Regions from separate parts of the Mus musculus genome. Here all the other regions are linked to region 3. Evidence: chromatin loops called from intact Hi-C (ENCODE). Cell type or tissue: heart. All regions are shown on one strand. Region 1 holds the start of Mmab (methylmalonic aciduria (cobalamin deficiency) cblB type homolog (human)). Region 2 overlaps Ssh1 (slingshot protein phosphatase 1). Region 3 holds the start of Sart3 (squamous cell carcinoma antigen recognized by T cells 3). Region 4 overlaps Ssh1 (slingshot protein phosphatase 1). Region 5 overlaps Coro1c (coronin, actin binding protein 1C).

Region 1 (5,000 bases), 670 kb after region 3:
CCCATCTAGCAGATACTGCCGGGCCATAGTGAGCCCACTGCCCCGTCTGTGAGTGACCTGAGGCTGTCCCCGAACCTGTCCGGTGTAGCACTGACACCACCATCTGACACCTGTCACTTCTATACACATGTTTTCCCACCGTTCTGGTAACAACATAGACGTGGCAGAAAAAACATCTATCATTCTGACGTTTTGTTCACATACAGCTCGGTGACAGGAAGTACATCCTATGAGTGTGGGGTGTGTGTATGTGTGTATACACTTTAGTATGAAAGGATATAACTCAAACACAATCACTATTAATGATCTGTATGGTCCTAAAACTTCAGAAATGGTACCATAGTAGTTTATTTCTCCATTACATTACATTTAATAAATATTGAAGCAATACATTTTTATTATTATTGGAAAATAGAAGAACAGTGTGTGAACTTTTCTGTATTTCTCTCTCCCACATATCAGATCTCTCTCCTAGCTACCAGACAAAGATAAAATCTTTCAGGATTAGCAAGATGGCTCAGCTGGTAAAGACACTTGCTGCCAAGCCTGATGATGACCCAAGTTAATCCCTGGGAAGCGGATGGTGGAAGAAAACCAACTTCCCCAAGCTTTTCCCTGACCTCAAATGCATTGGGATATAGGCACATATCACACACACACACACACACACACACACACACACACACACACACACAAACACACTCTAAATAAGTTGCAATTTAAGAAATCCCAAAGACATATCTGAATACACATTCATTATTTTTTTCTTTTCTTTAGAGATAAAGGTCTCATTATGTAGCCCTGGCTTGCCTAGAACTTGCTATGTAGACCAGGCATACAAATACAAACACACACACACACACACACACACACACACACACACACACACACAATACACACACATTTTTTTTCTTTTCTTTAGAGATAAGCTTTCACTATAGCCCAGGCTTAAACTTACAGTGATCCTCCTGCCTCTGCCTCCAGAGTACCAGGATTACATACCTGTTCCACCATGCTTACCATCATACACGTTTTAATCCAAATCAACTAAAAGTTCTTTTTATGTTTTTTTAAATTTGGGCTGGGCAGTGGAAGCACGCCTTTAATCCCAGCACTCAGGAGGCAGAGGCAGGCGGATATCTGAGTTCGAGGCTAGCCTGGTCTACAGAGTGAGGTTCAAGGACATGCAGGGTTATGCAGAGATACCCTGACATACATGCATGCACATATATATGTATATACATATTTATGTGTGCATAGTATATATGTATGTATATGTGTATGCATGTTATATATGTGTGTGTGCATGTTATATATATATGTATGCATGTGTATGTCTATGCATGTTTGCAAGTATGTATGTGTGTATATGCATGCTGTGTATATATGTGTGTATGCATGTATGTATGCATGTTGTGTATGTGTATGCATGTTATATATGTATATATGCATGCTGTGTACGTATATGTGTGTATATGTCTGTATGTATGTTGTGTATGTGTATGCATGTTATGTATATGTGTGTATATGTATGTGTATATATGTGTGTGTGTATATGTATATATATATATGGATATGGATGTTGTATATGTAGGTATGTATGTGCAAGTGTTGTATATGTATATATGCATGCTGTGTATGTATATGTATGTATATGTGTATATATGTCTGTATGTATGTTGTATATGTGTATGCATGTTATGTATATGTGTGTATATGTATGTGTATATATATGTGTATGTGTATATGTGTATATATAGATATGTGTGTGTGTGTGTATATGTATGTATGTATGTATGTATGTATGTATGTGCAAGTGTTCTCAGAGGTCAGAGGCAATGGATCCCTGTAGATGTGAAGTTATAGAAAGGTGTGAGCCGCCCACTGTGGGTGAGCAGAGCAGGCTCACCCTGAACTGTGTCTCTCATGACTCGGAGGCCTTACACTGTCCCACACTCTTTTTATCTTTTTTTTTTTTTTTTTTTTTGGTCTTGGTGTTGAACACAGGGCCTTCAGAATACTAGCTGGGCACTCTACCACTGAGCTACACTTCCAACCCCACACGTGTCATTCCCATCATTCAAGACAGAGTTTTAAGCCGGGCGTGGTGGCGCACGCCTTTAATCCCGGCACTCGGGAGGCAGAGGCAGGTGGATTTCTGAGTTCGAGGCCAGCCTGGTCTACAAAGTGAGTTCCAGGACAGCCAGAGCTATACAGAGAAACCCTCTCTCGAAAATTAAAAAAAAAAAAAAAAAAAGACAGGGTTTTACTATGTAGAGCAGGCTGCCTTGGAGTTTGGTACATCAACCTAGCTGGTCTTGAACTTGTGACTCTCCAACCTCAGCTCCTAAGTACTGGGATTGCAGGTGTGCACTATACTTGGCTTCCTTACAACTTGGCTTTTTTTTTTTTTTTTAAGATTTATTTATTTATTTATTTATTTATTTATTATATGTGAGTACACTGTAGCTGTCCTCAGACACCCCAGAAGAGGGCGTCAGATTTCATTACGGATGGTTGTGAGCCACCATGTGGTTCTGACCTTCAGAAGAGCAGTCAGCGCTCTTAACCACTGAGCCATCTCACCAGCCCCGCTTTTTGCTTTTAGATTTATTTATTTTATGTATATGAGTACACTGGTGCTCTCTTCAGACACACCAGAAGAGGGCATCAGAGTCCATTACAGATGGTTGTGAGCCACCACGTGATTGCTGGAAATTGAACTCAGGACCTCTAGAAGAGCAGTCTGAGCCATTGTAGCAGCGCTACAACTTGTTTTGAACACTTGAACAGTGCACCTTTCTTGTGGCTTCACACTTATGATGTATATTCAGACCCGTCACATGGCTACAGCGTGGCCTACCTTTGTCTCCCGTCTTGGTGTAAATCTTGGGGATCTTGGCTGCCGTCGAGGACGGCTGCAGCCTGATGAGAAACAGACACAAAGGCGTGGTAAGTGGGAACGGCTGCGCCTCGGGGAGTGACGCCCAGCTTTCAGTCTGCAACCTCAGGGGCAGCACTTCTCTGCCTCTGGGATGGCAATCTCCCGTCAGCCATTTCCCCGCTGCCCCTTCCTGACAGCTTCCTGTCCCTGTCTCTACCTGTACAGCAGCTGCTGTAGCATACTGCTCAATAAAGATTCTTGGCAAATACTGGCAGGAAGGACTAACTGGTCACTCCATGTAGCCCTAGCTCCACAGTGGGCTAAAGCCGCTAGCTCCTGGAACTGCCCTTCAGCTTCTCCCACACTCCCAAAGTTAGCCATACGCTTCTCCGTTGAGGAAACTGGAGCCCACAAAGATTCAACTTCCTAGATCTCCAGGAAGAGACTGGGCTGGGATTCATGCCCAAAACCCTTCTACTGTAAGCCTGACCTGGTCCATTACCCTCCCCAAACTCTTGTCTCTTCTAACCCCAACACAGAAGTTAGCACTTCTGGGGGAAAGAAAACTAGGCCACTTGCACTTTTCTAAGATTTTTCAGTGTCAAGGAAAAAAAAAAATACACTGTCAAAATGGAATTTCAAAAATGCTATTTTAACTTAATTTTTTTTTTTTTGAGGACTGCGAATGAACCCCGACTCTGCCATTTTCAACTAGCAGTGCATAACTTAAAATTAAAATGTGAATTCACAAAATTATTTCAAAGTCAGAGGACTGGACAGGGAACGCTGATCATGAGGTCATGGTAGTCTGCAAGTCCCTATGCAAGTTTCTAAGTGTTACCATGTCTTCCTGGTGTCTTAATCCTAATCCAAACAAACTGCTTGGGGAGGCCGGACAAAACCCACAAGAGCATGCCCCTGCCCTGACTGACCACAGCTAGACTCCGTTAGAACTTGGGGAGGAAATCCTGGCCTCTGACGCCATGACGAGCCCAGTGACGTCAGGCCACATAGAGCACGTCATCGGTGTGATGTACCCACGGAAACAACCGTTCCTCCTCCGTGTTGAGTTACTCTCCAGGCCTGAAACTCACCTGTCCCCGTCTTCCCCGCCCTGAGGGCCACGGCTCTGGAAACGGGGACACAGCAGTCTGCAGGCGCTGAGACGCCCGCGCAGGCCGAGGCGACCCCCAAAGAGCCACACAGCCATGCGCACGGTAACGCATCCAAGACTGACCCGGCTAGGCACCCGTCCAGGCCCGGGGATGACTCCGCCCCGCAGCCGGCCGCGCCACCTCTCAATCGCTGTTTCCTATTGGCCTGGGGCACTCGCACCAGGGCGGGGCACTCCCCAGCTCTTGATTCCCATTGGATTACTTGTAGAAAGAGGCGAGGCAATTTCGGCTTGCTTGAAGTTCCCATTGGTTAATGTTTGACCCAATCTGTAAAGGAGCCCTTAGCTCCAGCTCTCTGATTGGCCTCAGGAAGACACACCCGCCTCCTTGGAACTCTCCCATCTGATATGGAGAAGACCGGGAGCTGCGGCCCGGGTTTCAGCTCACTTGGGCGCTGGCCGGGGCAGGTGAGAAGCCTGGGCTGCGGGATGGGCGGCGTGAGGACCGGGTCCCGGACACCCCGGGCCGGGCGCCGCGGTTCTCTGCCTTCGTGTCCTCGATCTGAGCGCTCGGCGACCTCAGATCGGACAGTTTCCCCTAGACTAGGGTCCCGTAGACTGGGCTACTTAGTGTGCAGTGGGGTGGCCAGTGAAGCCTTGAACCCGGGTGATTTTTGCATTATTTATAACAACGTAAAAATGCATGCACCCATAAATCCAGCAAAACCACTCTGTGACATGACTCTTGCCTTGCAGAAGTTCTTGTTTGAACGTGCAACACAGGGCGTTAACAGGTGAGTCCCGGCAGCCGCGTTTGTGATTGTGACAGGTTGGTTGTGGTCTTGAGGTCCGGGAAGGATTCTTTCTCCTGCAAGATTTTATCTAAACCTCGCGTTCCCACACGCATCAAACACATGGCCGTCCTCAGAGTAGGCAAGCAGTCCATGCCTGAGCTCATGTCAGTTTCTACTGGCAACAGCAGTGGTAATAAACTCTGGAGCT
Region 2 (5,000 bases), 160 kb after region 3:
TGGTCATGATGTTTGGTGCAGGAGTACAAACCCTAAGACACCTAGGCTGGCCTGAGTCTCAAGACATTCCTCCTGCCTCAGCCTCCCAAGTGCTGGCGTTGCAAATGTGAGCCCCCATGCCCAGCTCTGGCTTCAGCCAAGTTTTTCTTTTTGAAACAAGGACTCAGTGTATCCTAGGCTGGCTTCAAACTTGCTAAGGAGCCAAGGATAGCGACCAACTCCTGGTCCCGGGGTAGTGGGCAAGCATCACTGCGCCAGGTTAACCTTTTGCTTAAGATTTCACATTAAATTATTCCCGGTTAGTTTTGGCTTACAGGCAAGTTGATCAGGGCTGCTCACGGGGCAGCTTCACTGTGGTGAGGTAATGCATTTATACTGATCGGTCTCTTGTGAGTCCAGTTGAGTGACAAATTGAGGGGACCTGATGAAGATTTTAGCAACTGTGGGTACCGGACTTTGAGTCCTCCTGATGCACACAGGAAGTCCAGAGTGTCTGGCATACCTAGCCTTTGGGTTGGGAGGTTGGGACCGAGGCCTCCTTCACCAGCAGTGATGCATTGCAGCCAACATGGGGAAGAGTGGGAGTCTCCCTGGCTCTTCTGGACTGCACAGTTAGGGCCAGGCAACAATTTTACACCGTGACAGCCTGAGTCTCTCCGTGACCAGGTGTTGCGTCTGGGATCCTAAATGGTGACTCAAAGACCACTCGGTGAGGAGTGTCACAGCTGATGTTAACTGAGGTGAGGTCTAGCAAGCGCAGGATCACGGGGGTTGTTTCCTTTGGGTGGATACTGGGGACCACTCTGGTTCCTCCCAGCAGCTCCCCCCATTTCCAGTGGTTTTCCTCTGCAACAGATTGCCTTGCCACGCACATAGCCCAGTGCAGAAACCTCTGCACTTATACTAAAAGTATAAACCATCTTGGGTACTTAGCTCATTATTTTAGGGATTTTTGGGGAGTGTGGGGGGAAGGGTTTTTTTTTTTTTTTTTTTTTTTTTTTTTTTTTTTTTGATACAGGATGTCACTCTGTAGCTTTGGCTGGTCTGGAAGTCACTGTGTAGAACCAGGCTGGCCTTGGGCTGAGATATCTGTCTGCCCCTGCCCCCCCCTCTCTCTCTCTTCTTTTTCTTTTTTAAAGATTTGTTTGGGGCTGGTGAGATGGCTCAGTGGGTAAGAGCACCTGACTGCTCTTCCGAAGGTCTGAAGTTCAAATCCCAGCAACCACATGGTGGCTCACAATAAATAAACAAACAAATCTTTTTTTTTAAGATTTATTTATTTATTATATGTAAGTACACTGTAGCTGTCTTCAGACACTCCAGAAGAGGGCGTCAGATCTTGTTACAGATGGTTGTGAGCCACCATGTGGTTGCTGGGATTTGAACTCAGGACCGTCAGAAAAACAGTCAGTGCTCTTAACTGCTGAGTCATCTCTCCAGCCCCCTGCCCCTGCCTCTGAAGTGCTAGGATTAAAGGCGGGCACCACCAGGCCCAGGGTGTTTTCTACCTATCCAATCCCAGCACTGGGAAGGAGAGCTCTGGGGTGATGCCCGCGCTGCTCCTCTGGGTCTAGCTCCTGCAACTTGTTGTGAAGAGTCTTGAACACAGTAGGTTCAACAAATCTAAAGAATAAAGGCACCCACGGCAATGACAGGAGAAGAACACATGGACATCTTGGCAAGTGCCACAGGCAAAGCATAGCATACACAGGACATTTATAAACGAAGTGTTTATTCTCATCACGAGAAGCGCGCAGACTATATATATATACAGTACACACCAACAGAAGTAAAAAAAAAAGTGCACTATGCCTCTTCTACTGAAAATTCACAGTACAAAAAGATACTGCCTTTTAAATATATAATATATATATATTAAAAAAGAAAACAAGGAGAAAAACAATTAAAAAAAAATCAAAGTTGTGACTCAACGAGGGAACCCGGTGCCAGTGGCCTTTGAAAGGTGAAGGATGCAGTCTGGTGAGGCTCCTCTGGGGTGAGCTGTACCCCATGATTTGCAGCAAGGAGCTCAGGACACAGGCAGAAGAGGAGGAGGGAGTGTGAAGGGTGTTAGGGGGTGGCAAGCCTCTATAAACTAGAGGGTGACCTTGAGGGGCTAAGGGGAGGTCTTGGACTGTGGTTCAGGGAGTACTGGTCCTGCACCACCCCTGTGCTACCTGGCAAACCAAATCATGTCCCTCACCGGCTACCTCGGGCTGCGGTGTGTGCTGATGCATGCAGGCATGGCCTGCGGGGACCAAGCAGCCGAGTTTCTAGCAGGCTCTGTGGAGTAGTCAGGACCCACAGTGTCAACTGCAGAGCAGATTAACACAAGTGGATGGGGGTAGGGAGGAACTCACGTGCTAATCTTAACCACCAGGACCAGACAAAAGTACCCAGCCTCGAAAGACGAGAGCTGAACGGTTGCGCATAAATACACAGTATTTGTAAACCATTATTAAGGCACTCAATTGTAAAAAGAATAATTACAGGGTAGAGGAGGAAGCAGCTGTCTTCTCATGCAGCAAGGCCAACGGCCAGGGCAACAGAGGCTGTGTCTAAGATAGGGACTGAAAGAGGAGCTGTGGTGTCTACTGCCAAAGGATCGCCCTTCTCCAGATGGCCCCTGGTGGCTCCTGCAGATGGGTCCAGGGTGATTTCCTTGCAAAGCTGGAGACCACAGTGTGTGCTAAGGAACAGCACACACCAGGTCTGATGGAGTAGGATACACTTACATGTATATAGATCTATAATGCACACACAAGGTCTATGTTCATACACTTATGTACATATATCTCCATACACACTGGACTCTCACACCTCCACAGTAAGAAAAACAAAGGGCTTTGGATAGGGGAACACCAATGACCTTCATCTGGTCTTATGATCAGCAGGAACCCAGCCGTTAGGATGGGAAGGTGGGACCAAGAGTCTCCCTCACCAGCAGTGACATTGCAGCCAACACGGGGAGGACTGGGAGCCTCCCTGGCTCTTCTGGACTGCACAGCTAGGGTCAGGCAAGTGGTCCTAGGTACTCTGGTTACCCTGAAGGGGTTGAACGTGCCTCAAGAGCCCTGCTAAGTATCAGCCAGCCCATTGGGGTTAGAAATCAACTCTCATACCAACCTTGCCAGCAGGTAGAAAGTAACTCCCTAAAGGGGTGATGTGTGATGTCTCTTGTGATCTTGTTCTTGCTAAGGAGAAATGGCTCCTGAAGAGTGGGAGATTCACAAGCTTTCCGGGGTGGTCCCTGAGATGGGTGCACAAAAATACAGGCTGGCTGTCAACACCTAATCTTTCAGAACTTAATTCCATCCTGTAGAACCCTCTGGGCTCTTCAAGGGCAGAGGATGCTGGGCCTGATCTTCAGCTAGAGCAAGCTGCTGAGCAAGGGGAGCAGAGGGGTGCAGCTATCTGGGTACCTCGGAGAGACCAGCATGGCTGAGCCGCATGGATGAGCTGTGTGTGGTTGGTAGGGCTTCTGCACTGAAAACATGGGGGTGAGGATCTGAGAAAGACACCTGGCTCTTTGTTCATTCGATCAGGCTCCCACCTCTGCCCAGTATCTTCTCCCTTACACTTCAGGAAGCCTTCTGTGTTGGTGTAGAGCAAGGCCCCCACATGGTTCAGACTTTGGGGGGGGGGGGGGCTATGTAAAGTTCCCGGGCCATCCAGCTGAGCAGAAAGCTCTTAGTTCAACAAGGGCATTCAGTGAAAATGGCAGTCATCAACGCTGCATAAATCCCTCTACCTCTGCTTGCTATGATTACACACAAAGCTAAAATAGCCAGGTGTGGAGCAGCTCCCAAAGCTAACTTTTTTATTTTTGGCGGGGCGGGGGAGGGGTGGTGGTCAGCGTCTACAAAGCTCTGGACTCAGTGATCCACTGCGTGGCATCACGAGAGTGTGCCACCAAGCCTAGCTGGAACAAAACTTTTCCTGAGACAATATGGGAGTTGCCACCGTCTTAGCTTAGCAGGGAGAGTTCCAAAGTAGCCTTTCCATTAAATGCCAATTCACTGTGTTTACAGAGAGAGCCAAGGAATGAACAGGATCCCGCCAGGGATTCCGGTCTGAAGATGGGGATCCGCCCCCCTGCTGTTCGCACCGTTGGCTGATTGGCCAGTGCTTCTCAAACAGGTGTAAGGTAGTCTGCTGGGAGCGAGAGGCCTGCCTGAGTTCATCCTCCTGTCCTGACTCTTTCAAAATGAAAGTTTTCAAAAATCCTATCGCTCTTGCAGATGGGATTAAGAAACACAGTGGAAGCCTATCATTACCAAATCTAAGGAATTATTTTGACACAGAAATTGACCCACCATGTGAAATTGAACTTGGCGATGTCATTAAACTTGGCCTTTTTTTTTTTTTTTTTTTTTTTTTTTTGCTTTTGTTGGCTGAGGGAAGAGTGGAAGAAACCCACAGGGTTTCAGGAATAAGTGGATGATCGCTTTTTAAGGTGACTGGTATTGACAGTAGTGGGAAAATAAATCCCTATAAAATAACATACATGTATTTAAAAAAAAAAAATCATGCCAGGGAGAAATGTTCTGAGACAGAGGTCACAAAGACCCCAGACGAATGAAGAGAGAACTGGCCCAGATCCTGGAGACACCCAGAGCGTTCACCAGGATGGCGGTCTCTCTTCTTCCTTCTTGCCCGAATCCCAGGCTGTGCCAAGGGACCTGGCTGCAACCTCCAAACCATCCGGACTCCGTTGGTTCTAACCAGTGTGGGAGGACCCCCATACGCATACTTCCGGAACATATCCTTGAAGACTTTGTGGTCTCACTGAGCTGTCTGGCTGAGCCAGCCAACTGCAGGAAGGAGCTGTGGTCATCTCCACAAGGACTCCATCTGCTCAAGAGGTAAAGGGGTAGGCTGGCAAGTTTGGAGTGTGGGAGGGAAGGAGTTGGTCTGTGATATCCAAGGAGCAAAGGCAGCCTTCAAATAGAAACCCCGTCTTCCTGCAGTGTTACAAGCAGCCTTGGGGCATCAGCAAG
Region 3 (5,000 bases):
GGAGGAAGGGAGCCCGCCGCCGCCACCCAGGCCGGCCAACCTGCTCCTCCAGCCGCTCGATCTCCAGCTGGTTCTTCTCCTCCTCCTCGTCGTACTCCCACTCGTCCTCCCCGGCGGAGCTCTCGGCGGAGGAAGCCATGGCGTCCTCCTCATCCCCATCGCTCCCGCTCGCGCCTTCCCGCTGCAGGTCCCATCCGGGGCCCTTGGCCTCCGCCGCCTCCGCGGCCACAGCGCCGGACAGCACCTTCCGCTGCACACCGGCCGGCTTCGCCTCATCCTCTTCTCCCTCGGCCTCAGGCCCGGCCTGGGGCTCAACCTCCGGCTCGGACGCCGAAGATGCGGCCGTCGTCGCCATCTTGCGCAGCCCGCGACTCTCGGGTCTTCCCTCGCCCGCCGAAGCCCGGCGAGCATCGGGCTGTCCGCGGCGTCTGCCTGATCAAAACTCCGCTCGGCCACCAGCGGGAGCGTCGCGGACGGCCTCAGGGAGCAGGAAGCTGTGGAGAATCCACCGCTGATGCTATCCTTTAGCGCCTCCAGACGCCACCGTCAGAAGAAAAGGCTCACGAGCATAACCTGCGTCCGGCTACAACCGTGGACAGCTGTCGGGTCTTTGGGCCGGAAGTGGCAGCCACAGCTGAAGTGGTGCGTGCGTGATGTCCGTAGTTAAGGTCGAGGCGCCATCTTAGGAAGGTCAAAGTCGTCGCTTTGGACTAAAGACCTTCTGTAAGGCTCGGCCGGCTCCGGTGCGTGGTTGTTTCCCGGCAACCGACCCTCAAGTGCGGACAAGATTGCAGTTCCTCCGCGATCGGATGCACCATCTCATGGGAAAAGTCTCATCTCTCGAATAAAGCTCCCTCCCCTTTGTAACACCTAGTACCTCGTAGTTGTGTTAAACGAGTCGCTTTTGTGGATTTTTATAGTCAATGATAATACATTACAATAAGTATTGATTCGGAATGATGTGCATGGCGGTAAAACAAACGTAGGTGTCGAGGGATGGGGTTCGTTTCTCTTATACCCCTCGTTCTCGAGGTCGGAAAAGCGTTGCTGTTTCCCTCTGCACTGCCTTTCCCCTTCATCAACAAGGTTAACGAGCCAGAAATCGCGTCCGTTTTGCTCCCAGGATTTTTTTTTTTTTTTTTTTTTTAGTGACACCTAGAGTACACTTAATATGCATTTGCTCCATGGGTGAAACGGCTACCTCGGAATTAGTAAAAAAAAAAAAAAAAAAAAAAAAGGAAGAAAGAGAGAGAGAAAGAAAGAAAAGGAACTCCACAGCCTGAACAAAAGTCTACCAGGGACGTATGCATGATCGAATCATAAACACGCCTGAAACCGAGCATCCCCACGCCCATCGCAGCACCAGACAACCTTGCACGCCGCTTCGGACCTTCCCGCTCTGCGCCTGGCCACGCCCCTTCCGAGGGCGCGGTCAGAGGGGGCGTAGCCGGGCCGAGACGCCAGCGCAAGCGCCGAGCTGCGGTGACGTCGAACGGGCGCGCCATCCCTCCGGCGTCGCCGAGGTCGACGCAGCTCAAGCCGGCAGGATGGCGGCGGCCACGGGAGCTGGCCGTCTGAGGCGGGCGGCGTCGGCGCTGCTGCTGCGGAGCCCGCGCCTGCCCGCCCGGGAGCTGTCGGCTCCGGCCAGGCTCTACCACAAGAAGGTATGGGCGGGCGAGGGGGTGCGCGAACCATCGAGGGGACCTGCCGCCGTTGCGCAGATCACCAGCACCGAGGAGCCCCGCGGCCGCCTCTGCCCCGCCGCGGCCGTCACTCCGAGTGTCCCAAGGCTGACAGCCCAGAAGGGAGGGTCCGGGTATGTCGTGCCGGGGGTCAAGGGGCAGCACGCACACACACACACACACACACACACACACACACGCATGCTTGAGCACACTCGACAGCACCAGCGTCCTCCCCAGCTAAGCCATTGCCCTGGCCAGATGGCCTTGATCAAGTCACTGGTCCCCTCCCATCCTTTCTCTCAGACCTGACAGGAGTCTTCTGAAGTCCCCGTACGTGGAGCGCTCGGTCCAACCAAGGGAAACCACTGATGGCGATTTATTTACTCTTTTAGGAGCCGATGGCCTCGAGCTCAGCCAAGCACCTAGCCCAACATTAAAACTTCGGTTCTCAGTTGTGTGTTTATTGGTAGGGAGCAGAAAGTATAGAAGAAGAGTAGTTTGCGGGCCCCCACGCTTTTAGGGACGTTAAAATCCTCTTGACAGGAGACTCACTCCGAAAAACAAGGCTACCGCAGATGTACAAGACACTCCCTCCCCCCCCCCCCAAAGTCCTTGATTAGATGATGCGTTATGGGGGCTCAGGGCTTAGACTCAATCTGCAGATGAGGGTGCCTCCTGGTAACTAGCGGGAGAAAGCTCGGTTATTAAATCTTAGTGTGTCCCTGACTTTAACAGCTGCTTGTTCTGTTCTGGCTTGGGTGCTCTTGCCCAAGGCCTTCTACCCCAAAGGGAAGGTTGTTTTGTTGACATTATAGCTGCAGGACCTTGACGGGCTGGCAGCCTTAAGGCACCAGGGGGCGCTCCTGCCACAGGGTAGCGCTGTGTTTATGTTTACAGCCACCAATGACTCGTTCGTTCCCCAACCTCCAGCTCATCTCTGACCTTGAAACTTCTGGGGAACTCTTCCATTTGGGGCTGTTTTTATTCTCGGGATTTTTTGTAAGTGCATACTTCTCTTTGTGTATTGTGTTTGGTAAAAAAGAGAAGTTGTGCTTTGAGCCCAGATCTGGTACAGTGTGTGAGTCAGGGGATTACTTCTGGTTGACAGCCCCCTGAAAGGAAGATGTGTCTGAGTTTTCACCGGTTTCTTGGACAGTATCTTCGATACAAAGGTCGTTGGGGAGGAGATAGAAAGAGTTTGGGTCACACATGGGTCTCCCACCTCTGTCCCATACAGATTGCTGATCTGAGAGAGAGAGTAAAGACCGTAGCGATTTCTGTTGATCTGCCATTTCAGGTTGTGGATCATTATGAAAACCCTCGGAACGTGGGATCCCTTGACAAGACATCTAAAAATGTTGGAACCGGATTGGTGGGGGCTCCGGCATGTGGTGACGTCATGAAACTGCAGGTACTGACTGGGTGAAAGGATTACTACCTGCACCCCAACAAGACCTCACAAAGCATTTTTGTCCTGTCTGTGTATTCCTGTGAGGAGGGATCAGTGGCTGACATGGATGATGAGGGTAGAGACTCGGGTCTCGTTCTGAAACAGATGACCTTATCTTCCACCTCACTGATCAGTGTAGATCCTGCTCTCACCGAGCAATCGAAAGACTCTGTGACTGTTCTGACCAAGTGAAGGCCACCAGGAGCTAGCGCTTTCAGTGAGAAAAGGAATATTGTGTTAACCAAACCTCTCCAGGAAAAGGAAGCGGGGCAGAGGGAGGTGGCAGGCTGTGCTTCAGTCAGCCATAGCTTTAGCTCAGCCTCCTTCATGGCAAGCAGGAAAGAGCCGCTAATTATAGTTGGTGCCCCAGAGAAAGGTACTGATGGAGCCATGGTTGCAGGTAATCTCTCTCTGTCTCTTTCTGTCTCTCTGTCTCTGTCTCTCTGTCTCTCTCTCTCTCTCTCTCTCTCTCTCTCTCTGCGCCTGAGGTGCTAACAGGGGCAGCAGCTGTAAACAGATCTCTGCAAAACAGGAGTTCACATACAGCGGGCTAGGGCTGAAAACAACCAAGTGGGGTGAGGGGCACCATTTCCCTACCTTTGTGCCAGCTGGACCTGTGTGGACCCCAAGTTTCACTCTCTGTCACCAAGCTCTGTGAAACAAATCACGGTGACCAATGTCACAGCATCTGGAGTGGACACTAGCCAGGGCTCATGTGGAACACACACTGTGGACCTCCAGAAGGTCCCAGCTCTCAAGGACAGGTCCAGCTGTGGCCGCTTAGCTTCTGTTTCCTTTCTAGATCCAGGTGGATGAAAAGGGGAAGATTGTGGACGCCAGATTCAAAACATTTGGCTGCGGCTCCGCCATTGCCTCCAGCTCCTTAGCCACAGAGTGGGTAAAGGGGAAAACGGTAAGACCACTCACAAGTGTCATAAAGCTATTTAATCCCGGAGCAGTAAAGCCCAACAGAGGCAGAAGGAGCTCTGTGAGTTCTAGGCCAGCACGGGATACGTAAGGAGACCTGTCTCAACAAAAAACATGGAATTAAATCAGAACTCCCTGTGACCCTGGCTCTGGGAGAGTCTACTCATGAGTCGCAGCAAAGCAAGAAGCAGGAAGATAAAGATGGTGACTTCAAAGCCTGCCTGGGACACCCAGCAGGAACTCAAAAAAAAAAAAAAAAAAAGAAAAGAAAAGAAAAGAAAAGAAAAAAGCCAGTTTTTTAAGCCCTGGTTACATTCCTCACGCTGGGAGTTCAAGGCCATCTTGTTGCTTAAGGCAACGTGTCAGTCGCTGCTGTCACTGGTTGTCAGTTCCGTAGATGAGGATCAGCACCAGGCCGCCCAGCCACAGAACTGAAAGGCAGTCTTGGGCTCTCCCTGATGTCCCTGAGGTCACCAAGGTCCCCTGAGAGCTGCTGTGCGGCATTCACAGTTTTGTCCCATCTCCTGCTTCAAGTAGGAGTCCAGACGGGCATGCACAGGAAGGCAGAGACAGCCGCGTCCGAGGGAGGCTTAGAAATCAAAATCTTTAAGAGCTGAAACTGCTGAGATCCAGCAGCTATGAAACCACCCACGCTAACATGGCATGGTGGCACAGGGCACACAAGCCTGTAATCCCAGCTCAGACAAGGAAGGGACAGGAGGCTTGGGGTGTGATGGTCTCCCTCAGCTACTTAGCAATTGAAAGACCACCCCAGACTGCATGAGACCCTGTCTTAGAACAGTGTGGACCTTCACGGGGCCCAGTCCTGGATGCTCACAACGCCAGCCAGCTCTAACAGAGCCACCTGCTCCACAGGATCCAGGCGTTCTGGCCGTTGAGCTCCTGGGGGCCAGGGAGACCCACACCTGCTTGCTCTG
Region 4 (5,000 bases), 180 kb after region 3:
TCAGTTTTCAACTGCAGTTGGTTCAAGAAGGCCAGCTTATCAGACCACAGAACGGTGGTTTTGTGACAGCTTCCTTGAAGGGCTTAGCTCAAAGGTTCACTCCTGCTACTGAGCACTTCTCAGAGACAGGCAAGTTCCTGCCCAGCGATGACTGTTCGGTCACGAGAAGATTCCCACCAAGAACCAAAGGATTACCAGGGGTGGCTCAGTTCTCAGAGTTGCTGACTCGATACAAGGCCAACAGGGGTGTGTGTGTGTGTGTGTGTCCATGCAATGGTTTGTTACAGTAACTCTCCAACAATGGTTTTCGGCAATTCTTCTGGGGAGTGGGGCTGTGGGAAGGAGCTCAGAGCCTGCCTAGGGCCAGGCTGTCCTACATTCCCCGGTGTGACTCAGCTGCTCCAAGACCCCCACAATCACCTAAGACTCCAGGAAGGATCTACAAATCATGGGTTACTGTGTGTAGTACTCTGAAGCACATGAGCCCCTCCAGCCACTGCAGAGACCGGACAGAGGCCATGAGGCGGGCAGGCCAAGGCAGTGGCTACCTACGCTGCCTGGAGAGATGGGGAAGACGGGAGCAGACTTACCCTGAGCCCTGCAGCTCCTCCAGATTGGATGCATTCCACTCGGAGCCCTGGGGGACAGATCATACAAAGCTCTGTGAGTGTTCACACTCCAGTCTCAGAGCTGCTTTCGGCACAGATGGGGGACGTGACAGTGGGGCCTCAGCCTCAGAGCAGAAGGAAGGATGGAAAAGAACCAGGAGAGGGAGAGGAAGGAGTCTAAGCAGGTTCCTGAGGCCCTTGGGCATCACTGAGGGTGACAGAGAGGAAACAGAGCCTTGTTGATCCCCCAACTTCAGAGACGTTTGCGTCATGTCCCCCAGTCTTCTTATTCTGCCATGGGCATAGCCCACTGTGTCGTCCTCACCATTAGATACAGAAGGAACCCTGGGTCCCTTTCCTGGTAGGTATTTGATACTTTAAAAGTTCCCAGAGAAACCCTGTCTCAAAAAATAAATAAATAAAAATAAAAATAAAAAGTTCCCACCCTCTGACGCGGTAATTATGAATTTCAAACAGTGCTCCCAGGAACTAGTAACACAAATGACCACAGATCCCAATGATGGGCACTTCAAAATAAACCATCCCACTACACAGGAGGCAGAGGCAAGAAGATTGCCATGAGTAAAATAATCATCACGGTGGTGCAAGTAGGCGACACTCAAAGAAAAAACCAAGACAAACAAACAAACAAACAAACCAGAGAGACAAAGTCTACTTGGAACAGCACAGGCGCAGCCTCCTCTTTCTACACAGGCATCAGAGAAAGCCAGTGTGGGGCCCACGTTCCAATTCTAGCCCTATAAGAAACTGAACAACAGGGGCTGGAGAGATGGCTCAGTGGGTAAGAGCACTGACTGCTCTTCCGAAGGTCCTGAGTTCAAATCCCAACAACCACATAGCGGCTTACAACCATCTGGTGCCCTCTTCTGGTGCATCTGAAGACAGCTACAGTGTACTTATGTATAATAATAAAAGAAGAAAAAAAAAACTGAACAACAAACTAACAGCAAAATGCTGTGGGTGACAACCTCCCTGTGGGAGCTGGAAATATTTTTTTTCTCCTTTAAAATGATTTGTTTCTAAGTCTGTAGCTGTCTGACTGGATACATGGATACACTGTATCATTAAAAACGTCTCTATTTCTAGTCAAGGAGCACCGAATAGAAACACAAACAGCAACCAGGGATGCTCTTGAAAATGCAGCCACCTCAGTCCTGGCAAGGCCATCCCTGTCTCCATATCTCCGTCTCCTTGCCTGCCAACTTCCTCTCCCGAGCTTCCCAGGTCATCTGGGGCTCAGGGTTTGATCATCAAGCAACGTGAGCTGGATTTTCACATCTCAGGGGCAGCCTCGTGCATAAAATTCCTTTACTATCACTCATGGAAAGACTTCACAAGCGCCACAAAGGCTGTGAGTCCTTTGGCTGTGACCGCCACCTAGTGGACAGAGTGGAGGAGGCGGCTTTTCACTGTTCTCAGGGAGGCCAGCCAGCACACACATACCCTCTCTGCCTTTTCAAGTTATTCAAACCCAGACTCTCACATCTCAGTGGATATAGCCTGAGACCTGTACATGCAGGGAGAGTCACATAAAAACAAGAACATAAAAATCTATACATTCAATGCTCAGGAGGCAGAGGCAGAGGATCACAAACTCTAGGCTAGCCTGAGCTACAGAGTGAGCTTGTCTCAAAACCTACTTAAAGCACACACACACACGTGTGTGTGTATGTATACATATGTATGTATGTATGTATGTATGTATACACAAACATCTATTTATGAAGACTGAAGTTTCCCCTCAGTGGCTAACGCCATCGTCCTTCAATTCCCGTAAGGAGACACTTTCTCTTCTAGCCAGTTATGGCCCACAACCAGGCCTACAGAACCTGCGCTTGCAGGCTCCAGAATGCACTTCACTTAGTCATCCTAACCGCTCTATGAAGGAAGAGACAAGTTGACTCAGTAGAGTGGGAGGGCACAGGGCAGGAAGTTGGCCTTGATGTTTTGTTTTTGTTTTTGTTTTTTTTTTCCCTTTCTTCCTTTTTGTTTTTTCCAGACAGGGTTTCTCTGTGTAGCCCTGGCTGGCCTGGAACTCACTGGCCTTGAACTCAGAGATCCACCTGCCTCTGCCTTCCAAGTATGGGGATTAAAGGCATTCGCCACCACTGCCCTGCTTTGGCTGGGTCTTTCCATTCAACTTCATGATCTCCTAGCTAATTTTAGCAACCTGCTTGCCTCTGAAGATTGGCCAGTTGCCTTCTACGGATATTTACGGTCTGGAGACACCAAGCACAGGAGACGTGGGGGGAGGGGAAGAGTGCATCCTTCAGTGGGCTCAGAGAGGAACAAGTAAGCTACCTTTGTTTCTGGTAGGTGCTAAGGCACAGCCTCATCTGGGTTGTACGTGTCTCTGAGCATGGTCCCCAATCCAAGTCCCAAAATTAGGCCCCCAAACCCGGTCCCACTAGAGCTAGGCTTCTTACAAGATAAAGATGGTCAAAGATGAGGGAGGGCTTGTCCATCTGGCCCAGGATGAGCAGCATCTCGTTATCGATGAATTCCTTGAACTCCTTCAGGTTGCAGTTCATTTGCTTCTCCAGCTCATTTCGGATCTGTGGGCGGGACAGACAGGAGTGATGTGGGGTGGAGCCTATCAGAAGTGATCTGCTCCAACAGGAGCCCACTTCAGCACAGGCATGAAGCCACAGGGGGAACTGTGTGACTGGTTTACAAAAGAGTGTGAGTTTGTCCTCATTTTCTTTGGCCCAGGGTGATGCGTTTAGACACGGGTAGCACATCTGTGTGGGTTTCCGGAGTTCAGTCACTCCACCTCCAACTTAACCCAGCAGGAGGAAGTCCGTTGTCCTCAACAAAGAAATCTGTTTTTTCCTAAGGTTTTTTTTTTTTTTTTTCTATCGAGTTTAAAACACAGGTTTACAATTAAGCACCAAATATACTGCAGTGAGAAGGTAAAGTCGCTCCCCTGTAGGAGAAGGCACCACAGCGTGATTTTTAAAAAAGTACTAACCAGTGAAAGACCTGGAAGATTTAAGGCTGAGGTAGGAATTTGAGTTTGAGGTCAGCCTGGGGGGCCACAAGGTGAGTTCCAGGTCAGTATGAACTATAGAGGAAGACCCCGACTCAAAAATACCCCACACTAACAAACAACAAATAAATGGGCATTTCTCATGTTGCCACATTCCCAGCCCCAGTTAAGTATATAAATAAATAAATATAAACCAAAAACTATATATTTTTAAGATTTTTGTTTTATAAGGCAGGGTCTCACAATGGTAGCCCTGGCTAGCCTGGAACTCAATATGTAGATAACAATGTCCTTGAAGTCAGAGAACTTCTGTCCTGGTCCTAGGATTAAAGGTGTGTGTGCCCCAATGCCTGGCTTCTAGATTCGGTTGAGTGTATGCAGTGCACCATGTGCCTGCAATGCCCGCAGGGGCCAGAAGAGGGCGCCAGATCTCCTGGAGAGGGTTTTAGCAGTGAGCTACCATGAAGGCACCGGGTATGGATCTCAGGTGATCTGAAGGAGCAGCCAGTACTCCTAACCTAGGGGCCATCTCTCCAGCTCCCACAACATCTTTTACTATATTTATTATTATTATTATTATTATTATTGACAAAGGAAAAACTGACCAAGGAGAAATTGAAAAGGCATAGGGAAAAGCCTGAGGTTTACATCCCCTGTCCAGCACAAGGCCGAGGGGACACACAAATGCAGCGAGGGGACACACAAATGCAGTAGAGGACGCAGAAGACTTGAGGTTCCTTGGAGGAACCCAAGGACCTTCTACAGCTGTCCCCAGGGCTCAGGGAGGGCAGTCGAGCTGCCTATGGTCTTTTGCAATCAGACTAAAGCCAAACTCTAAGCCTGGGCCCTCCACAGACTTGGTACCACGGCAGAGCAAAGTGTGGGGGAGCCTCCAGGGTGCACAATAAATGCACACATAAAAAACCCAAGAGATCGTGAGCCTGCCTCTGTGGTGAAGACAAACTCACGTGTGTGTGTGTGTGTGTGTGTGTGTGTGTGTGTGTGTGTGCCTCCTATGGGCTGAGGGTTGGGGAAGCAGGGAGGGAGGGGAAGGGGAAGGGAAGGGTTAGGGGGCGAGGTAGGCGAGGGGGAGGGTGTCTTACTTCCTTAGAAGTCACATTTTCAAGGTCCTGGCTCATCATGATGCTCCGGAGTTTGGCTTTAATGAGGCGCTCAGTTCTTTCGCCCTCGGTTGGCCTAGGAGGAAAAGGTATAGGAAGCCGCTATACATTTAAACATCTATACTATATATGTATGTGTGTGTGTGTGTGTGTGTATATATATATATATATATATAGAGAGAGAGAGAGAGAGAGAGAGAGGAGCCCCCCCCCACGACCCCTCACGTCCTCACGGGTCTGACAGTGGCTTGCCCAGGTACA
Region 5 (5,000 bases), 71 kb after region 3:
CGCTGTCACTCAGGATTCAGAGGCAGGGAGGGCTGTCTACAGCCACAGAGCAAGTTCAAAGACAGCCTGGGGTACCTGTACCTCATCTTTTTTATCTTTTTGAGACAGGGTCTCTCTAAATAGCCCTGGCTGTCTTGGCACTATGTAGACCAGGCTGGCCCTGCCTCTGCGTCTGAGTGGTAGGTACTGAAACCTTGTTTTAAACAATAAACAAAATAAAACCCAGGTCTGCGGCTGTGGCTTGGTAGGTAAAGTGTTTGTTGAACATTCACAGAGTGAGGCGAGAAAGAAGCACAGCACACGACTGTAATCAATGCCTTTTATCTCTGAAAACGGAAGCGAGTGTTTTGACAGAACACTATGGCCACTCTATAAGAGTGGGTGTAGGAGCAGTTCACTGTCTTCCTCCGGTGCCACAGGGAAACAGAGGCCACCACAGCGTGTCAGGTGGGCACACACTACAGTCACTCCCGCCTCTCTCAACCACAGCCCCTCTGACTTCATCAACAGCCTCTACAATTGTTACGTAATTAATTCAACGGACCCCAGAACCTTTGTGAATCTTCACACAGTCCTCAGCGTAGCACACGTACAGACAATGCAGTGTGAGTCATTCCAGCCATGGTCTCTCCATCTCCTTATCCAACATTAAACCACAAGACAGACACAGAAACCTACAGAGACTCAGGAGCCCCGAAGCTTCGGAGCCAGCGGCCCCCATCTCGGTGGCTGAGAGAACCTTTTCTTACAACACTACCCAGTCAGTCCACACACTCTAAGCGGCTGCTGCCATACTATGCTCTGCCCTGATAACCTGTACATTTGCTGGCAGCCAGCACTGGGCCCACACCAGCACCAACACTTGCCAAGGCTTGCCTTTTGTGATCCATCTGACACTACCCAGGTCGTCTGCTTCCATAGACACGCACCATGAGGCTGTGAGGTTAGAGTAGGGCTAAGGTCTAGCTGCTGCCCTTGGAGCAGGCATGCCCAGGGCACGTCCAGTGCTGGCAAGTAGCAGCCTGATCTGGGTGGTGGGGCAGAGGGCCTGTGCGTGGCCAGCTATGGTCGATCTCTGAACTTCCCTTTCCACTCTGTTCTGGACCTTTCCCTCCGCTGCAACATTCAAGAGCCCTCGAGGGCTGGCTGGGCGCTTGAGACAGGAGGCAGCAAAGTAAGGAGGGAAGACAGGAGCGAGGGAAACAGAGGGCCTGGGGCAGAGGCTGTGCACACAGTGCCTGGGTTCAAGCCCCACACTATACCCAAGGGCCAGGCAAGCTGCCTCTGTAGACAAGGACTGTCAACACACAGGTATCCGCTCGCCTTGGGTGCCCTTGTCCAAACTGCCCGGAAGGGAACCACACTGCTGGAAGGGACAGGCACAACCATCTGTGGAGAACAAAACTGCAGAAACGCGAGCTAGTTCGGGTTAGAGTATAATCACCGAGTTCCCTCTGTGCAACCACCCAACTTCTAGGAGAGAGAGAGCAAGGAGAGAGAGAGACAGGACTTTTGATCGAAGACTCAATGGAATGGGGGCAGTGTGTGGTGGGTCCACGTGATTTCTCAAGTCTTCCTTCTGCACAGTCGTTAGACTAACGCCCAGGTTTGTGCTGTGAGTGAGCCAGCCCTGTGCAGGCGGCTGCACTGATTGTTCTCGTGAGTGTTTATACAAAATAATCATCTCATCTTCATTTAGTTTATAAACATACACAGTGCTGTCCCTTTTAAATTGAGGAGAGAAAAGAAAGAAAGAAAGAAAGAAAGAAAGAAAGAAAGAAAGAAAGAAAGAAAGAAAGAAACCCCACAAATACTGCAAAGTAGAAAAATACAAAGAAAAAAAAGCTACTTTCGGTTTTGGCAACATTAAAAAGGAAGAGACAGAGCAGAGGTGGCGCTGGCCCGGTCATCAGGTGTGTGAGGAGGACGCTGGGTCAAGTGGGGGGCTTGGTCTCTAAAATTCAGAACATCTGGCATTTCAAACGTAGGAAAGCTCAGCAAGTCAGCAGACCTGCCGAACACCAAAGCTCCCTGACGAAAAGCTCAGCTTCCAGGTTTGCGGAAATTTGGGAGAGGAACCGAGTTCTTACTGGAATGTGGCCTATCGCTGGCTGACAGATCTGACATGGAATGTCTCCAAATGGCAGTGTCTCCCTCTCTGCCCTCCCTGGGAGTGCGCGGAGGAGGAGCAGCCACCGTCCGTGGAGGTGGGCGGGCCTCAGGCAGCCATCTTCGCCAGCTGCTGCTCCAACTTGGAAATGCGCTCGTCTTGACTGCAGATTGTTTCCTTTATGGATTTGATCTCTTTCAGAATCTCATCCAACTTGGCTTCGTTTTGCTGAGAAACAAACAGAACAAGGTGACCAGACAGCAGCAACAAAGCGCATTCCCTTTCTGTTAACTCTGACAGCGCAGAGTGGAGTCTCACGGGGCCTCTCACACGCTTGGGACAGCCAGCTGCAGTCCCCAGGACACCAGGTCTTCCCAAGGCACCACGGAGCTTCTGAGACAGACAAGAGCCCACAAGCCAACTACAGTGCTTCAAAGTGGCTTCCCGGTCCTCCACCTGCAGCTGCTGGGCAGAGCCCTCACCGGGCAAGCCTGGGCACACCAGGGCCTGCAGCCCCCTTGCTCTGCTTCCTGTCAGGAGCAGCCTGCTCTGTAGGGGCTCGGATGAAGAGCCAGTGTCTCCTAAGAGCTTATTAACTGGAAACCTTACGGCACCAAGTACAGATGCCGCTTAAGGCACTGCTCTGCCTGGTTCTCCACACCCCTCCCGGCCATTCTCTCCTGAGGGAGCAGTGCCCTCTGGTGGTAGGTTCCTCAGACCCCTAAGCTCCTGGCAAAGTAGTTGTATTGCTAGCCCCACATCGTGAATCCAGTGCTATGTGTACCACTTCCTTCTCTAAGAACACTCCCTTCCTGCCTCCCTTAGCCCGGCAGGGGTCCTGTCCACTCTCAGACACACAGTAGGCATTACAAAAGCCAGTGCTGGCTGGCCTAGCACACCACAGTCACCCAGAGCCTTACCACACTGGCCGTGTCTGTGGGCTTCTTGGGGGCACAGCTGAGCTCGCTCTTCTTGTTTGCAGCCGGCTTGCTGTCCAGGATGTTCTTCTTGACCACCTTGAGGTCCCTGTTCTTGCCTGGAATGTACCCGTGCTTCAACGATATGAGGATGGGGTCCGCGTTCTTCCCCTCAAACCACTCCTCGGCCTCAAGGGCGGCTTCCGGCCCTGCCGTGTCAGGGTACAGGTCGTCTTGGAAGAGGTCAGACTGGAAGAGGCATGTGGAGAACGCTTGGTAAGCGAGAAGAAAGGCTGGAGCCCGAGTCCAGTGCTGCATGGATGCAGGACAAGCGTTCCCCACGGGATGTGTCTCAACCTTTACTGTCTCCCACAATCTGGAATAGCGGGAAGAGGCATGCACACCACAGGGACCTGAGTTTTCACTTCAGAACTGGGGACATGGAGCTGCAGAGACAGGGTGCTGCTGGCTTGTCTTGTGTTAGTTCTACAAAGCACTCAGAAGAGGGAACCTCAGTGAGAAAACCACTCCAACGGGCCGGCCTGTGGGCAAGCCCACGGTGCATTGTCTTGCCTGGTGACTGATGAGAAAAGGCACGCCTCACTGTGGGTGGGGCCAGCCCTGGACAGGTGGGCCTGGGTGCTGAGCTGGCCATGAGGAGCAAGCAGTGTCCCAGCATGGCCGCTGCATCTGCTCCTGCCCTGACAATGAGCTCAGCAAGGCAGTGTGACTGACAGCTGCGAATGTCGTGAAGTCTCATCACAGCAACAGAAGCCCTAAACTCAGGGGGCTCAGCAGTCACAGGCCTTCGCTGTCCTGCAGGGGACCTGGGTCTGATGCCTGGCCCCCTCATGATGCTCCTGGTTCCAGGGACCCCACACTTCTGACCTTCGCAAGCACCAGGTGGGCATGGAGACAGTGCACAGCAACACATGTAGGCAAAACAGCCATGCATACTAAGACCAAACCCAAACACTCAGGCACTTACCTTCCTGGGGACCGTCATGATAATGGGCTCGCACTTTCTCTCATGAAGCTTGAAGAATCTTCAAAGGAGACAAAGGCAAAGATACAGAGTGAGTGACTGACAGCCCCCAGACTGTTCCCTCCAGCACCCGTGGGATCTGAAGATCACCCCCACTGACCAGCTCAGTGGCTGCTGCAGGCTAGGAGCAGTTTGGTGTGCCCTCTACAGAGAAGAGCGACTGCCCATGCAGCTGGGGACTGTAAGCAGGAGAGGCCAGTGAAAGATGGCTGTAGCCAAGCCAAGTGCTGGGGACCGCACAGCCATGCCCCAGTGACTCTCCACTGTGTCCCCAGACAAGAGAGCACACACACACACCTCACAGGAGGCAGCACCTGCCAGTACAGGCACTGTACGTGGCACACATGGGAACTCAGGATAACTGCCGGGGCTGGCCTGCAGGCCCCTTCCACCTTCTTGTCATTCTTACGGCTTACTGCTACCTCTGCATGTGTTAGCATGTGAGTGTGTGTGCCACAGCACGATGGAGTCAGTCCCCTTCTCCTGCTTTTGCAGGACCCCTTGGATCCAACTCTGGCCATCAGGTCTATGTGGCAAATGTCTACCCACTGAGCCATCCTGCTGACCCTGCCTTCTACTTTTTATTCCAGACAGGGTCCCACACTGGCCTGGAGCACTGCCACACAGGGCAGGCTGGCTGATGGGCGCTCCCAGGCTGCTGTCTCCTCCACCTGCCATCTCTTTATCGCTGGGATTACCATGTGCACCACAGAGATAACCACGGGTCCTGGGACCTAAGCTAACCTAGGCCTGTAAGTAAGATCAGAGCTTTACCGACAGAGCAACCTACTCAGCCATCTACACAGACTTCTTCCCCCCCACCCCCCACGTGTTCCCAGTCGGCCTCGCTCCCCTCACAGCTCTCTGTCCCTGTCTGTCTGCCTTTACCCCTTCGCTCCTTCCCTTCTCCTGAATAATCCTCCTTTAT

What was found. Peaks named below come from ENCODE experiments on the same cell type or tissue, not always from the same donor. Only the 100,000 strongest peaks of a DNase experiment are listed, where the experiment ranks them.
Region 1: a loop joins it to region 3, with 7 times the contacts of the local background. A loop is called at or near these places in 2 of 42 quality-filtered maps.
Region 2: it touches region 3 in a loop (3-fold over the local background); 5 of 42 quality-filtered maps call a loop at or near these places.
Region 4: a loop joins it to region 3, with 8 times the contacts of the local background. A loop is called at or near these places in 15 of 42 quality-filtered maps.
Region 5: a loop joins it to region 3, with 7 times the contacts of the local background. A loop is called at or near these places in 11 of 42 quality-filtered maps.

The regions. Positions count from the first base shown.
Region 1 is chr5:114,439,898-114,444,897 of GRCm38, forward strand. Mmab (methylmalonic aciduria (cobalamin deficiency) cblB type homolog (human)) reads right to left here and starts at 4,130. Exons shown (of 9, transcript NM_029956.4): 1 at 3,979-4,130; 2 at 2,864-2,925. The coding sequence starts at 4,094. Mvk (mevalonate kinase) reads left to right here and starts at 4,372. Exons shown (of 11, transcript NM_023556.3): 1 at 4,372-4,466. In heart, a CTCF peak has its summit at 2,619 (motif pointing right); a DNase peak (open chromatin) is centred at 4,264; H3K4me3 peaks cover 1,913 bases; H3K27ac peaks cover 1,219 bases.
Region 2 is chr5:113,935,382-113,940,381 of GRCm38, forward strand. Ssh1 (slingshot protein phosphatase 1) reads right to left here. Exons shown (of 15, transcript NM_198109.5): 15 at 1,713-5,000. Among named protein-coding and RNA genes, the nearest start is that of Coro1c, 29 kb to the left of the region's middle. In heart, no CTCF peak of the experiment used is centred here; no DNase peak of the experiment used is centred here; H3K27ac peaks cover 1,742 bases.
Region 3 is chr5:113,771,281-113,776,280 of GRCm38, forward strand. It overlaps Sart3 (squamous cell carcinoma antigen recognized by T cells 3), which reads right to left and starts at 1,120. Exons shown (of 19, transcript NM_016926.2): 1 at 41-1,120. The coding sequence starts at 355. Iscu (iron-sulfur cluster assembly enzyme) reads left to right here and starts at 1,521. Exons shown (of 5, transcript NM_025526.5): 1 at 1,521-1,664; 2 at 2,983-3,096; 3 at 3,938-4,048. The coding sequence starts at 1,548. In heart, a CTCF peak has its summit at 2,541 (motif pointing right); DNase peaks (open chromatin) are centred at 381, 641, 1,401 and 2,531; H3K4me3 peaks cover 2,865 bases; H3K27ac peaks cover 2,265 bases.
Region 4 is chr5:113,952,663-113,957,662 of GRCm38, forward strand. It overlaps Ssh1 (slingshot protein phosphatase 1), which reads right to left. Exons shown (of 15, transcript NM_198109.5): 9 at 4,722-4,815; 10 at 3,056-3,184; 11 at 591-637. Among named protein-coding and RNA genes, the nearest start is that of Gm52826, 20 kb to the right of the region's middle. In heart, CTCF peaks have their summits at 2,025 (motif pointing left) and 4,028 (motif pointing right); DNase peaks (open chromatin) are centred at 1,899, 2,849, 3,162 and 4,039; H3K27ac peaks cover 2,486 bases.
Region 5 is chr5:113,842,131-113,847,130 of GRCm38, forward strand. Coro1c (coronin, actin binding protein 1C) reads right to left here. Exons shown (of 11, transcript NM_011779.3): 9 at 4,016-4,073; 10 at 3,031-3,276; 11 at 309-2,338. The coding sequence ends at 2,219. It overlaps Gm52824 (a long non-coding RNA gene), which reads left to right. Exons shown (of 3, transcript XR_003955977.1): 2 at 4,663-4,824. Among named protein-coding and RNA genes, the nearest start is that of Gm52824, 2.9 kb to the left of the region's middle. In heart, a CTCF peak has its summit at 2,818 (motif pointing left); a DNase peak (open chromatin) is centred at 2,787.